2 separate regions of the Mus musculus genome follow, and region 1 is linked to region 2. Evidence: chromatin contacts called from ENCODE Hi-C or POLR2A ChIA-PET data. All regions are on one chromosome and are shown on one strand. Each heading gives the region's core, a stretch centred on a gene start or an enhancer-like site at or near the end of the contact. The rest is flanking DNA. Distances are from core to core; before and after follow the strand shown.

What was found. A loop is a pair of places that touch in the nucleus more often than their neighbours do. ChIA-PET counts read pairs that join two places held with the same protein, here RNA polymerase II (POLR2A).
Region 1: a loop to region 2 is called in a map of regulatory T cell, with 5 times the contacts of the local background. The contact joins the promoter of Agk here to the promoter of Mrps33 in region 2. A Hi-C loop is called at or near these places in 2 of 37 maps with a recorded cell type or tissue (regulatory T cell and v-Abl transformed pro-B cells). POLR2A ChIA-PET finds 5 or more read pairs at or near these places in 2 of 5 experiments (both embryonic stem cell).

What each region holds. Positions count from the first base shown.
Region 1 is chr6:40,324,197-40,331,320 of GRCm38, reverse strand. It overlaps Agk (acylglycerol kinase), which reads right to left and starts at 5,843. Exons shown (of 16, transcript NM_023538.2): 1 at 5,791-5,843; 2 at 1,722-1,828. The coding sequence starts at 1,822.
Region 2 is chr6:39,806,314-39,814,027 of GRCm38, reverse strand. Mrps33 (mitochondrial ribosomal protein S33) reads left to right here and starts at 3,092. Exons shown (of 3, transcript NM_010270.2): 1 at 3,092-3,164.

The DNA of each region.
Region 1 (7,124 bases), core at 4,594-7,093, 510 kb before region 2:
AGGACAAGAAGGAGAGAGGCAAAGAGAGACAGAGGGCAAAAGTGTAAGTTTGGAAGGCAGGGATCAGAGGAAATGTTTCCAATTGTGCTAAGGGGAGGACTCAAGAGACTACAAGGCCAGGCAGTACAAGAAGGGTAATTGAGTCAGAGAACGTATGGAAGAAAAATAAGATACAAGTGCCAAGCAAGTGATGGCACATACCTATAATACCAGCACTTGGGAGGCCGAAGTAGGAAGATCCTAGTTTCATAGCCAGCCTGGGCAGCATAGCAAGACACGATCAAGTTAAAGGTTGAGGGAGAAAGAAAGGAAGGGAAAAAGAAGAGGAGAAAGAAAGAAAATGCATCTAAAATGAATGGAAAAGAAGAAAGTTATCTGTCTTTACAGATGTCATGAGCTTTTTATATAGAACATCAGAACGGTTTCACCCAAACACATAGAAAAAAATGTTAGGACCATAAAACAACCTCATCAAAGCCAGACCAAAAAAACCCAAAAAGATTAATAAAGTAAGCTGCATTTCCATGCACTGATTGAACAACACATAAAAGAAATTAAGAAATCAACTATACAAGAAGATCAAAAAGAATAAATATTTAGAAATAAATTTAGGTAAGATAAGAGATGTGTTCATTAAGAGCCACCAAACAAGAAGACATCTTGTGTTCATGGACTGGAAGACAATACTGTTAAAAATGGCCACAAAACAAAGCAAACTAACAATTCCATGTAATTCCTGTCAAAATCTCAATGGCACTTTTTGCAAAAATAGGAAAAAGCCATCTCAGAATTGATAAGAAATCTCAAATACCCTGGATGGCCAAAATAATCTAGAAAAAGAACAAAGTTGGAAGAGTCTCACTTCCTAATTTTACAACTTCTTATACCGCTATAGTTTTCAAAATAATGTGGTTCTGGCCTATAGATATACACAGGCCACAGGGACAGGACAGACAGCCTAGACATAAAGCTCCATCATATATGGTCAAAATACCTTCAACAAAGCCCAGAGACCATACAGCAGAGAAAGAAACCCTTTCTATAAACAGTGCAGCCCACATACCCACATGCAAAACAGTGAGGCTATACCTTTGTGTTATACCACATACAGAAACAAACATAAAGGCTGCTTCAAACCCTGTTCAGAGTGAGGACATTTCAGGCTGGAGAACTAAAGGGCCTTTTAAAAAGTCTTAAGACTTTAGGGAGTATCAGAAGACCTCTGGAAACATACTGAAAAAGGAACACGTAAGCTCTTTGGATCTTCACCCAGCAGGGGCTAGAGTCTCCACATTGGCACCAGTGTGCCTTCGAGGCCCTGCAAACACAGCATAGGCTCCCCGGGGGGTCCAGGGTAGAAGGAAGGGAAGGTTAATATTCTTTCTTACCTTGCATATGCTAAGCTGAGTGCACATAGGTTATAAGGATGTGGTACTTAGCTCTGAAGATACTTAGCAAGGACAGAACCACACAGCTACAATCAATCAGACTGCACACTACAGTGTGAAATATGTTCTGTGAGCAATAAAGTGCATATAAAGTGCAATATGTAGTCAACTACATAGAGCAGGTTACAAGAAGCTTTTGCCTTTGTTTTTATTTGAATGGCTTTGTTTGACCACCGCATTTTATAGAGAAGTGCAGCTGGGCAAGATTTCAACCCTGGCCCTACAGATCCTTCTATAGTGGGATGCGGATGGTGTCGGGCTGTCAGTATTTACCAGTGCTTCCCGTAGAGCCAGTGACCTCCCCATGTCAGCAAACAGAGCCCAGCTGTAGTTTTCTTCCAATGATTTCGAAGCGTTTTAAAGAATGCAGTCATCTTCTCCTATAGATTTAATAGGCAGAAAAAGAAAACAAAGTTATCCAAGATAATCACAGAGCATCCTACAGTCCTCCTCTAAGGTCTCCCCGCCCCTCCCTTTTCCTTTTTTGTTTTCCCTTTGCTACTTCTGCTCTGGTTCTTCTCATCCTTTCCTGTCTAGTCACCATCAGCATCTTCTGATCCACTCACCAATCTCTGCTTCCTTCTTTTTCATGTACTTCTACCTTGGCTCTCCTCCTTCTGTATCCACCCACCTTTCCCTCTCCATATGAGAAGGAAGGAGGGCAGAAAGGAGGAAGTAAATAGCCAGGCTTCCCTGATGTGTGTCTTCTGACTGTCCCACTATACCATTGTTGAGTATTTGTCTAGTACATATAAGGAACCCAAAAGACCAGCAACAGCTTATTAAGACAGAAGAAAACACCAGGTCTTTAGTATGAAAACCAGTGGAGGACATGCTTTAAAAAAAGCAATGCATGTGGCTCAGTTAAGAAAAAACATACTCAATTTACTAATCAAAGGCGTGCAAATTACAAAGAGCTATTATTATTCACATATAAAATTAATTTTTAAATTATCGTATTCACTAATAACAAAATACAAGACAGATACTCATACCTACTCCTGTAAGGAAGATAAATTAGTTCTTCATGAAAAAATAAAATAGTGTAATATGTTTATTCTGTTTTTGTATGACACCATTTGATGATATTTATATTAATATGTTACTTAGCTTCTCTGACTAGAGTAAGGTCCACTGAATGCAGAACTGTGGTCACTACTAGAACCCATACATCAAGTAAGATCTGGCACATAATAGCTATCCCAAAAACATATATTAAGTGAGTGAGACATGTAGCAATTCATTTTTTAATTGAGAATTTTCATAGATATAGAAAAAAACAACCAAATACAATGTTAAATAAAATTAGCAGAGTAAAAGGCATTTAAAACTAGTGTTATCCCAATTACATTCAAAGAAGACAACCAACCAAAATACCAATAAATAAAAGCAGAACTTTTACATAATATCCTCTAAGTTGTAGGGTGCTAAATGACATCTTACAATTGTGCGCACTCTCTCTCCCTCTCACTATATATATATATATATATATATATATATATATATATATATATATTATTATCTAAACAGATAAAAATTATTTCTCTCTGTAACTTCCCTTGGTTAAAATCCCTCTCCTAGGAAGAAAAAGCCACACTGCAAACATCAATGAAGCCATCTAGGCTGATACAAAAGAAAAAGAAAAAGAAAATTCCCAAAGGTCCACATAATTGACCTCTCTCATCTGATCCTAATCACTTATTCATTCAAGAGGCCTTTAATGAATACCTACTCTATGTTAAGGGCTAGGGCAGAGAAGAGTAAGTCCCACTCTCAAATGCTCAGAAATCTTAAATCCCTAACTGCAATACAACCATACAGGCAAAGCTGCAACACCATAAGATACATGTTGGGGAATGAGAACAGGATCTACCCTGAGTTCAGAAAAACAGGCCTAACTGGGATGGAGCTGAAGGAGCCAGAGTCCTGCAGGTCAGAAGTCAGAGTAAAGGAGTTAGGTATATGCTATGGCCTGAATACCTATTCCCACTGAAATGGTATTAGGATGTAGAAATAATGGGGTCCTAAGGATGCTGTCCTCATGAATGGACTAGTACCCCTCTAAGAAGACAGCCTCACATCCCTTCCACCTCCAAACCATCTGAAAACACAGCAATGAGACAGCCATTTGCAAACTAGGAAGAGGGTACCATGCCCAGTGCCAACAACCATTGTGGGTTCATACTTCCAGTTTGCACATTGTAAAAAGTAATCTTTGTTATTTAAGCTATCCCAGTTATAACGACCTGAACTAATAAGTATACAAAGGCAGTGTGTGTGTGTGTGTGTGTGTGTGTGTGATTTGAAAAACACAGGTAAGTAGTAGACTGAAGTAATTTCTCTTCTCAACCATTACTAAAACTAAGAATCTTATAACAAAAGACATATTAACAAGGAAAAAGCATATACATCTATTCAATGTGAGCTTTCATGACACAGAACCTTCAGAAATAAATCCCTGTGTGTGTGGTCAATTTGATGAAAAGCAGTAAGTTCTACAGAAACATGACTGAACAAGGTGCTATGACTTAAAAGACCAGCAAGGTCTGTTTGTTTGGGTTCTTCTGTGTCCCTTCATCTTAAGAAATAAAAGTACTATTTCTTTTCCTACAAGCATCTGACAGGTAGCTCTAACACAAGAGCCTTATACAGGAAGTCTGCTTCAGGTTAGCAACAACTTCCTGCTTCTACTGTTTCCCCAACTGCCAATGTACGACTTGGGGATGACCATGCCCTAAACACCATCGATATTATACATACAGGATAGCATCTACAACAGTGACTCCCAGCCCTTACTGTCTTTATTAAACCTTATTTAAAATGCACAAAATTTGTTGTAAATATATATTCTTGGTCATCATCTTCCTTCCCCAAAAGCCTACTTTGTTCCTGAACTGAGTAGTCATATGATTTTTAGTTAGCAGTTACTAACATAATTGCAATGGAGGTTGCAAACACACCAGACATTAAAAATCAATGTTTTAAGATGAACGATGGGGTCATGGGGAGGGGGAAGATTTGAAAAGGCTTTGAATCCGCACTAAGGTCTTTGGATATTATGTTTAAAACAATATTATGTTTAAAACTTGAGATTTTTTTTTTTTAGCAGATGAATAACAATCACATTTGAGGTGCAGAATATAAAACAGACTGCCAGAACCTGAAAGTAAATCTAAAAGGAGCCATTCGAGGGGTGACTGCCACAAATTCTAGACAAGAGTCAACAAATGATTTGGAGGTCTTTATGAAATAGAAATGGGCAGGGCTTGATGATCAACTGATTGCAAGAGGTGAAGGACGAGGAAACGGAGCCAGGTTTTGTGCTTGGGCAACGGATTGTTAAGTGATTTCAAGGCTTTGGATTTACATTGTAGGTTTGTGGGGAAACAGTGTGCAGTTAAGGAGACTCTAGACTGTTCCACCTGCTGGAAGGCTGGAACATCACCCAAGTAGAGAGGGGCATGGAACGAATATCGGACAGTCGACAACACTCTGAGTGGACTGTCTTTTTAAAAAGCCACGCCCACCCTGTCTTAAATGCTTTCTATATTATTAAAAGATGAGGGAAATATGCAGGCAGCCTAGTGTGCAAAGAGGACTGGCCAAGGTGCTTAACGAAATCCTAGCTTTGTCGTTTACAGATGGTGAGACCCTGGATAAGTCAATTAACATTTTCCCTAGAGAAAAAGGGAAACACCATTAATTTTTGCAGTGAAGCAGTTGTGAATAAAATCTGTATTTGTCTTCACAATCTGTAATACATTCAGTGTATATTCCCTTCTCAGTAGCCAAAATTTTCATTCTCACTAATGTCAGTTAAAAATCTCAAATTTTATGCCTAAATTAACATATCTTTGCCTTCCAAACAGGCTTTCCCCAAACCCAAAAACTCTCAAATTCTGACCCTCTTCTGACAAGAAAAGTAGGGGTTTTCTCACTAAAGAGCTTTTTAGAACAGATTCTAGTCATCCACATCTGCAGAACCTAATAAATAGAACGAATGAACCGACCCACCCTTTAGGGTTCAAATATTACTGGCCCCGTTTTTTTGTTCCGGAGTACCCCACAGCCCAAGGTGGGAAGTAGCTGAGGGGTTCACAGGTTAGGGACGGCTCTGGGACTCGAACCGGCACACCTGACTCGCAGGGACAACGGGCGTGCACGCCATGCTGGCCCGGCCCAATCTCCCCTCCTCCCGCCCCACCGCAGTCAGCAACCGCGTGGCCGATCCCCGGACGCCAGGCGGGTTCCCCGGACGCTCTGCTCAACGCAGCCACCAGCGGCTGCGCTCCACACCCTGACAACACACATCCCGCGGCCCTAGCTTGCTCCCCGAACTCACCGCTGCCCGCCGCTCAGCGCCCGGCCTTTCCTGTGTGCTCTCACAAAACTCTCCCTCTCTTTTCAGGGAAACCGCTCCCTCTGCTCTCGGGTTCCGACGCGGAGCAGCGCGAGCCAGGCGGGGGCGAGCCCTCCCGTGACCTAGGGATGGGCTCGCAGCAGCCACCGCCCTCCCTTCCCTTTCTCTCACATTACTTGTTCATTCAATCTTTCATCTATCCATCTGTCGCCAGCCAGTCGTTTCTGGAAAGTTCACAATACATAATAAGAACAGTTTTACGATTTGGAACTAAATCAGAAAGTAATTAAATGGCTAAGGCATAGTGGTAAATGAAACAAAATAAAACAAAACCCAGCGACAGGGCGGGAGATGAGGAGGCACTGTGTTAAATTAACGAGCGGAAGTTTGAGCTCCAGAGAGCAGGAAGATGATGATCAGGTCTGGATGCACGGAAGAGCAGGGTGGGGTGGGAGTGGGGCTGAGGCTGGGGAAATCAGGCACAAAATCACAGAACCCTTAGGCCTGTGTGCTGGAGGCAGAAAGAGCTATGAGAAAAGGGAGCCATGCAGCAGGAGAGCCCACAGGGGTGTTGGACAACAGAAAAATGTGTCTTGTTAAAATATAAAGATCGCTGGGCTGAAGATGAAGGGCAGGTGCAGAGAAGCTTCCTGTTAGCTGCCTTACACCAAGGCAGTTACAAAAACTTTTTATCTTGCCACCTTTCACTGCGAGGAAGATGTCAACAAAATAAAACAGATTTTGCTGCAAAGAGGACTCTTAGAAGTCTGCCCTGAGGGCACAACATTGCTGTCTTAAATGGGAACAGTTTTTCAGTAGGAACATCTTCAAATGGGAACTCGCCTGAGATGTCCCAAGACTGGATCCACTAATATTTGATCTCTAGGGACTCCCATCTTCCACAAGATGTACAAGCAATTAAAGGTTACTGGGCCAGAGGGGCTGAGGAGTGTTGAGGGAACTTCTTCACTGGTATTGCCTCCTCTAAGTTGCTCATGTTCCTATAGGTAATTCCTCACTACCCCAATCAAATTCATGGATCCACAAATCTAGACTTTAGTGGAATCATTTCTTCGGGGTCTGTTCCTGTCACTATCTGGAGAAAATAGACATTTCTTCACTGCTGTCTCCCTAGGAAACAGGAAATAAATGTATTCTGAGCCAAGTATGAATGGCAATGGTTTTGGAACACAGATTCAAGTTGCCCTGAATGACACGTTCCACCGTAGAATAGGTTAGTTGGACACTTATGAATCAGAAAATAAAATAAAGCCATGAGCCCATTTGTCTTAGTCAGGGTTTCTATTCCCGAACAA
Region 2 (7,714 bases), core at 1,843-4,342:
TCTCTTCTGGCCTCTATGGGCACTTGCCCTCACATTAACATAACTACACAGAGACAAACACAGACACACACACAATTAAAACCAACTTTCTTTTACATATAGCAAATCTATTAAAATTATTTTTTTAAAAAAACATACAAAGTAGAACCAACAAGCAGTATACAAATCCACCAGGCCCTCAGTGTCTGTGGGTTTCCATACATAGATTCATTTAATCATAGATCAATAATAACATTTGGGGGAAAACTTGCATCTGGAGTAAATATGGGCAGACATTTTTTTCTCTTGTCACTAGTCCCTTACCAATATAGTATAACAACTATTCATGTATCTTTTACATATGTATCATTATTAACCTAGAAATAATTTAAAGTATATCATAAGCTGTGCATGTATTATATTCAAATCTATGTGTTGAGCACCCATAGATTATGATGTCCATGAAGCATGTCTTGGAACCAACTCCCCATGTATAGTTTCAGTAGTGCCACCTTTTATAGGGATTGCTATATAGCACTTATTGAATGCTTGGTAGGTCGATTGAGAAACAAGTACTTTATTCTGCGCATTTATCAAGGCCTTACACTAAAATAGATTCTAGAATCTATTCTAAAATCAGCAGTGAGTTCTATATCTAGAGGAGGGTATTCAATTGACATTGTCTTTGCTCCTATAGAATTTGTGTTTGCCAAGTTTTTGTATGTTATCAACCCATATATAGGGGATATACACACACACACACACACACACATATAGAATATTTCACACCATGAGTCAATTACAAATTTTGCTTTAAAGCTAGCAGCCAATACAAAAAGGAATCATTGCTGGTTAGTTTTTATCAATTTGACATAGAGTGTCCCAGGAAGGCATAACTTTTGAATAATTGCCTCCATGAAATTGTGGGACATTCTCTTGATTAATAACTAATTTGGGAGTGTTAAGCCCCCTGTGGGCTGTGTCATTCCTGTGCAAGTTGTCCTGGGTTATAGAAGAAAGCAAGCTGGACAAGTCATGGGAGCAAGCCAGTAAGCAGTGTTCCTCCATGGTCTCTGATTCAGTTCCTGTCTTGAGCCCTGCCTTGGTCTCTCCAAATGATAGAATGTAAGCTGTAAGCCAAATAAAGTTTGCTTCCCCAGGTAGTTTTTGGTCAGTGTTTCATCACAGCAACAGGGAGGCAAACTAGAATAGAGGTCTTCATGTTTATAAAACATTGGTTTAAAAACAACCCAAACCTCCAGAAACAGAAAACACAAGTGAAAGTTCTCCAAGGACTGTTGCCGCCTAGGACACTGGGGTAGGTGGCTGTAGTTATGCATAGGACTTTAACAGCCTTGGTGTAAATGTTAATAAGATTGCATACTATAATGTGAGTTGATAACATATTAAAACTTGGCAAACACAAATTCTATAGGAGCAAAGACAATGTCAATTGAATGCCCTCCTCTAGATATAGAACTTGCTGCTGACTTGCCTCAATTCTAAAATCTATTTTACTGTATTTATGTAAGACTTTGATTAATGCTCAGAAAATAAGCACTCGTTTCTCAATCGACCTACCAAGCACTCAATAGGCACTGTATAGTAATCCCTATAAAAGGTGGCTCTATTGAAAGCAGATTTTGCAAGGAGCGAAATACTGATAGTGTTTCTGTTGTCAGTGAAAGGCTTGCCGAGGAGACATGCCTTTTTTATGAGAGGCGGTCTCTCAGCTCTTGTTTTTTCAAGGAAGAAATTCAGAGGAGACACACAGTGTAAGCAGTTTATCTAACAAAGCAAGCGAAGATTTCAAGGAGTGAGCTGTTCCAAAGAGAAGGGCAAGAGCACAGTAGATTCCCCGTCGTATTTTTTTTTTAATTCTTACATTTATAAAGTGGGTGTCATAGTGATAGAGTAGGGCGAGCCTTTTTCTTTCCTAAGTCACGGTGGGTCAGATCACTTTTGAAGGATATTTCTTCTCAGGATCCTCTAGAAAAGCTTATCCTGGCCAAGCCCACAATGAAAATAATATCGTAATGAAGTCATGGTCTCTGCAGGATGCTGACCCTTCACTGGTGCACACGTAGGCAAATACCCCGGTACCTTAGTTGTTGATGCGGTATGAGCAACCTATCTTCATTCCCAAGGACAGTCAACGGTAAAGGGCACTCTGACCCGCAGCTGACACAGCTGCGCAGATAAAGCTGCAGTTTTCTTGGCCCACATATCTGATTTCTTTTGAGATTGCTCAAGATCTCATGATTGATCTCATACTGTCCGTTACGATATTTTCTTGCTCCACAATTAAGACATCTTGCTTTTAAAAAACAATTGAGAGTTTATCATAAAAGTTTGAGTCTGGGATTGACGGCCCAGGTGTGTACCTTTAATCCCAGCACTCAGGAGGCAGAGGCAGATGGGTCTCTGAGTTTGAGGCCAGCCTGGTCTACACGGTGAGTTCCAAGACAGCCAATGCTACATAGAGAAACCCTGTCTCAACAAACAAAACAAAACAAAAAAAGAAAAGAAAAGAAAAAGGCTGGGGACAGAGTTTTACACTAGCTTATCCAAATGTACAAAGAGAAGCAGAACTTAGGCTATCTTCCAAAACACAATTTCTCTGTGTTACTGCTCCTGTCTATCTCCTATCCAAGAGTTCTATCCCTGTACCCCGAAAAGAGAACCACAGCTCAACTCCTTGATTGATAGGAACCCAACACGGTCAGAAAGACTCTGAGCTAGCATCAAGTATCTTTGGAACGCAAAGAGCATAAGCTCTAATGAAAAGAAAAATGAAACGTGAAGACAAAGGAAAAATACTGCATTTCATTCTATTATCACAGAGCAAGGAGCTTCAGCGAGGAGGGACTCAGCTCTGGCTATTCTCGACAAAATGATGCGTGTGGTCCCTCTAGAACCTTCCTGGATAGCCAAGGCTCCCCCACTCTCAGAACCACACCCACACAACCCGGCTTTCCTCGCGGGCGGAGGCCCTGGGCTCAGAGCGAGCGCGGCCGCTAGGTGTCGCCCGAGGTCCCGCCCCCAGGGAGTGAGAGTAGTTCCGGGTTGTCCGCCGACTCCGCTCTAGCCATCAAGCTTCCGCCTCTCTCCTGCTCTCTGGAGCTGGGAAGCAAGTAAAGGGGGGCGGGCCTTCCGGGGACGCGCGTGCGCGAGGTCAGGAGCAGGTAAGGCAAGCGGAGCGCTGGGGTCACAGCAGAGGGCGGCGGCGGTGCGGGCGGACCCGGGTCCCTAACCTGGTGGAATTGCCAGATCCAGTCGAGTCAGTTAGGGGCCTTCCTGGAGCTTCCACGTGTACCCCACAAACACCCGAGGCTTTCCCCTTATCCTGTGGGGAACTGAACAAACCAAAAACGCACTTCCTTTCTCCTAGTGAGCCCGCCCTCGCACTCAGTTTTGTGTGGGATGCGCCGGCGATATTTGTTGATTGTTATTTAAAATGCAGTTTAGATGATGCTTGGGAAAATGAATGACTCTACTACAGCTTCCAGCGCCGGAGGAGTGCGCGAATCAGACAGCGGAGAGTATGAGTTGTGCATGCTGAACAAAAAAAAAAAAATAAAGTTATCTGTTCGGAGGGGTTCATGCCCTGTGACCCAGTAAAATAATTGGTACCAGTTTTTAAATGCTCTGAGCACGTTGCTTCTCAGTAACAACTCGTATGCATTCCTTGGGTCGTGATTAGGCAGGCACTATGCCTTCAGCTTTCCTTGTCAGTCGAAACTCAAATAATAAGGTAAATTGTACTCCTGATGTTGATAATTGACCTACACTTATACCCACACAAGTGTACCTGCAAGCATTTTAAATAAATAGATCCATGAGAAAGATAAACTTATCTTTTTATGCCAAAAGGGGAAAAAAGAGTTCTGAATTTTCAGATGTGGGCTTTATGTGTTTTGCTTGACATATTTAAGTAATTTGGTTTTGCTTCTCATTTTCAACGGTTATTTTCACCTGTATTTTTCTTTCATTCACATTTAAAGAAACATGATATTTCAAAGGAACTAATTTGTGAGGCTGAAGAGATGGCTCAGTAGTTAATAGAGCATATTGCTCTTGCAGGATCCAGGTTGAGTTTCTAGTCAGATAACTCACAACCACGTATAACACCATTATAGGGCAGAGGTTCTCAACCTGTGAGTCACATATCAGATATCCTGCATATCAGATATTTACATTACAATTCATAAATTCATAACAATAGCAGAACTGCAGTTATGAAGTAGAAATGAAATAATTTTATGGTAGAGGGGTCAGCACGACATAAGGAACTGTATTAAAGGAACGCCGCATTAGGAAGATTGAGAACTACTGGTCTAGGGGAACCCTCTCCATCTTGCCTCCCTGGGAACATAGTCACACAGACCCACCCACAAATAACTTTTGTTTGTTTGTTTTTAATTTTTACCCTATTGTGTAACTCCTAGGATAATTTTATGTGAATTGAAATCTAATTGGCATGTAAATCATTTGACTTAATGTTATATAATTTAAAAGGTTATATTCTTTCATAAAATTGAAATCCTTTAGGAAAGCATACTGAAATCTCAAAACGTCCTAAATTTTTAAATAGCCCTTTACATGTATGTGTGTGTGCTCAGGCATGCAGAGGTCACCTTAGGGGAGTCCCAGAGATCACAGTCAGATGGCAGGCCTGGTGACAAGCACCTAAACTGCTAAGCCATCTTTCCAGCCTCTTCTTTTTTTTTTTTTTTTAAGTTAAAGAAGGGAGAAGGGAGGTAGCAATGCATCCGCCCTAGGACCAGTTACAGAAAGCAGGCATTTTAGCCTGTGTTTTTGTGGTGAGACAGGGTCTCACCATGTAGCCCTGGCTTGCCTAAAATTTCACTTAGAACAAGACTGGTCTTGAACGCACAGAGAACCACTAGCCTGTGCTTTGAAGTGCCAGGTTTGAAGGCCACAACTGACCTCTGTTGGTTTATTTATGTGTTGTTTATACTTAAAGTTTAACAGACCAGTGAGATGGCTCAATGGACAAAGACACTGCAGTCAACCCTAATGACTAGGGACGATTAAATGTCCTCATACCTCCACCTGTGTATTGTAGCACATGTGTGTCCATATATACATACATACATACCAGCACAAAATAAACGAATGCAATTTTTGAAGCTTTTTTAAAAAGTACATCGTGTGTGTGTGTGTGTGTGTGTGTGTGTGTGTGTGTGTGTGTGTGTGTGTTAGTTAAGCTAAAGCCACCATGCTGGGAGTAGGGCTGAGTCAGGGACTCGGGTCTAAAGAGGATTATTCTCTCTCTTTGTCATAAGAGAGAGAAGGCTGTCATTTTAAGACTTGGCTTTTGTGGTCTGTGTTGCCATGGAGTCTAATCAGATCTTACGGCTGATTATATATCCCACCTGTGTGCTACACTGCAAAGTGGCTATGGAGTTACCTTAGCATAGCTGCTGTCTACAGGCTTCCTCTCCTTCCTGCCTGTCAGGTTACCAAGGTTCTGGCTGCCCCCGTTCCCCTCGTCAGGCTTTGTAAATGAGGGTATCATTTCAGGGAGGCGCAGGAGTAACTGTGTAATTGTGCACTCAAAGGAGTCAACAAATGAACACTATTCACTGAACCCACGAGCACCAAGCTATCAGAGGGGTTTAGGGTTGTTCCTTCTGTGGGTTACCATTTACTGGGTGCCACTGCTCTCCTGACGTCTCACAGTATCCCTGCAGTCTTGAATTTCAGAAAGATGGAAATTAGAATTTAGACAGGCAGAGTTCAGAATAGATCAAATGACAGAGCCAGGATACAAAGCCAGGTCTCATCCTGTAGGCTCTATTTAAGAAGAAAGTGATTGGGAATTCAAGATGTATTTTCCTTTAGATGTTGTAGCAAATGATAGTTCCCAGCCTGCTTTAACGTATCTCTGGAAATGCTAGGCAATTACAGTGAAAAATCTATTCCGATGCTATACTAGTAACTAAGTAAAAAGAGGACAAAATGAATGGAGGAAAAAGTTTGTTTAAACTTGTGTTTGGAAAAAGTCAAGGTTTCAAGAGAGGTTTTTTCGTTGTTATTTGTGGTGGTGGTGGTGGTGGTGGTGGTGGTGGTGGTGGTGTTTAAAACATACATAGAAACATGGCTGCTTCTGAAGACGTGTGGACATCTAATGGCCCTGGAAGGGTTATGACACTGTTATATTCTCCTTAGATGTAAACTGATAAAAAATGAAACCTCGGGCTGATGAGATGGCTCAGTGGGTAAGAGCACCCGACTGCTCTTCCGAAGGTCAGGAGTTCAAATCCCAGCAACCACATGGTGGCTCACAACCATCCATAACGAGATCTGACTCCCTCTCCTGGAGTGTCTGAGGGCAGCTACAGTGTACTTACATATAATAAATAAATAAATCTTTAAAAAAAAAAAAAAAAAAATGAAACCTCCATTCTGATGATATCAGCCCAAACCCATCTGCATCCACACAGTCCACCCTGGATTGCAGGATGTAAAAGGGGAAGAGCAAAGAAAGCTATGGTAGCCCAGATTGGTTTGAACGAGACCGTGAGTCTTCTCCCCTGGCTAGCCTTTGGGTGGCACTGCTGGCCCAAGATCATCTAGTTGGCATTCAGAGTAATAATGGTTTGACATTATTAGTTGCTCTAAGGTCAACCTCTGTTCTGTCTCTGGATGTTGAAATAGCATTAAAACTCTGCTCATCCAAGCACTGTTTTGCAATGCATCAGGTGCCCTCTACCTAGTCTTGTCTTTTAGCAGATGTGTGGGAACCTCTTCTCTGCAGGTGGCATTTTATTGGCATTCTTGTTTCCTCCCACGCTCTCCCGGCATTTCTATTTTTGAAGTATTAGTTTGATGGAAGCATACTTTGCTTTGCAAGGGTAGAGTGCAGAACTCTGAAGAAAGAGCTGTTCTACGTTAGCGCCTTCTCATTAGGTTTTGGGTTAGTTCTCCCATTCGCTTTTTCAAGATAGATTTATGCCTTTTTTACATTTAAAAGCTAGCTCCTCCACATCTCAACCAAACTACCCCCCAGATAGCCTTTTAGCCAGCAAGGATTCTTATCTCGGCATGAAAATTTCACATAAACTGGTATGTGCTGCCAACAATAGCGCATACGACTGACCTAGAATGAGATGGTACAGTTATTCTACCAGAAGCATTGTTTTGGGTGGTAGTGGTCGTAAAGGTTTTTTGTTTTGTTTTGTTTTGTTTTACTATTTTTTTGTTTTTTTTTTTTTTTTTTTTTTCTGAGACAGGGTTTCTCTGTGTAGCCCTGGCTGCCCTAGAACTCACTCTGTAGACCAGGCTGGCCTCGAACTCAGATCCTCCTGTCTCTGCCTCCCAAGTGTTGGGATTAAAGCCGTGTGCCATCACCACCAGACATTTTTTTTTTTTTACTTTTTATTGTGTGTGTCTGTGTCTCTATGCCTGTGTGAATGCATGCCGTTTGTGTGTGCAGTGCCCACAGAGGCCAGAAGAAGGCATCAGATCCCACGGAGCTGGATATACAGGCAGTTGGGAATGGTCCAGCACGGGTGCTGTGAACTGGGCTGTCCTCTGGAAGGGCAGCAAGCATTCTTCACGCTGAGTTCTCTCTCTAGCCCCCAGAAGCATTCTTGATTTTTGCATGTCCATCATGTGTTTTTTTATATATCTGTTAGCTATAATATAATTCTTAATGTCCTAGTTATCGTTCTCACATCTGTTCCATCGTTCTGTACCTCTGAAGAAA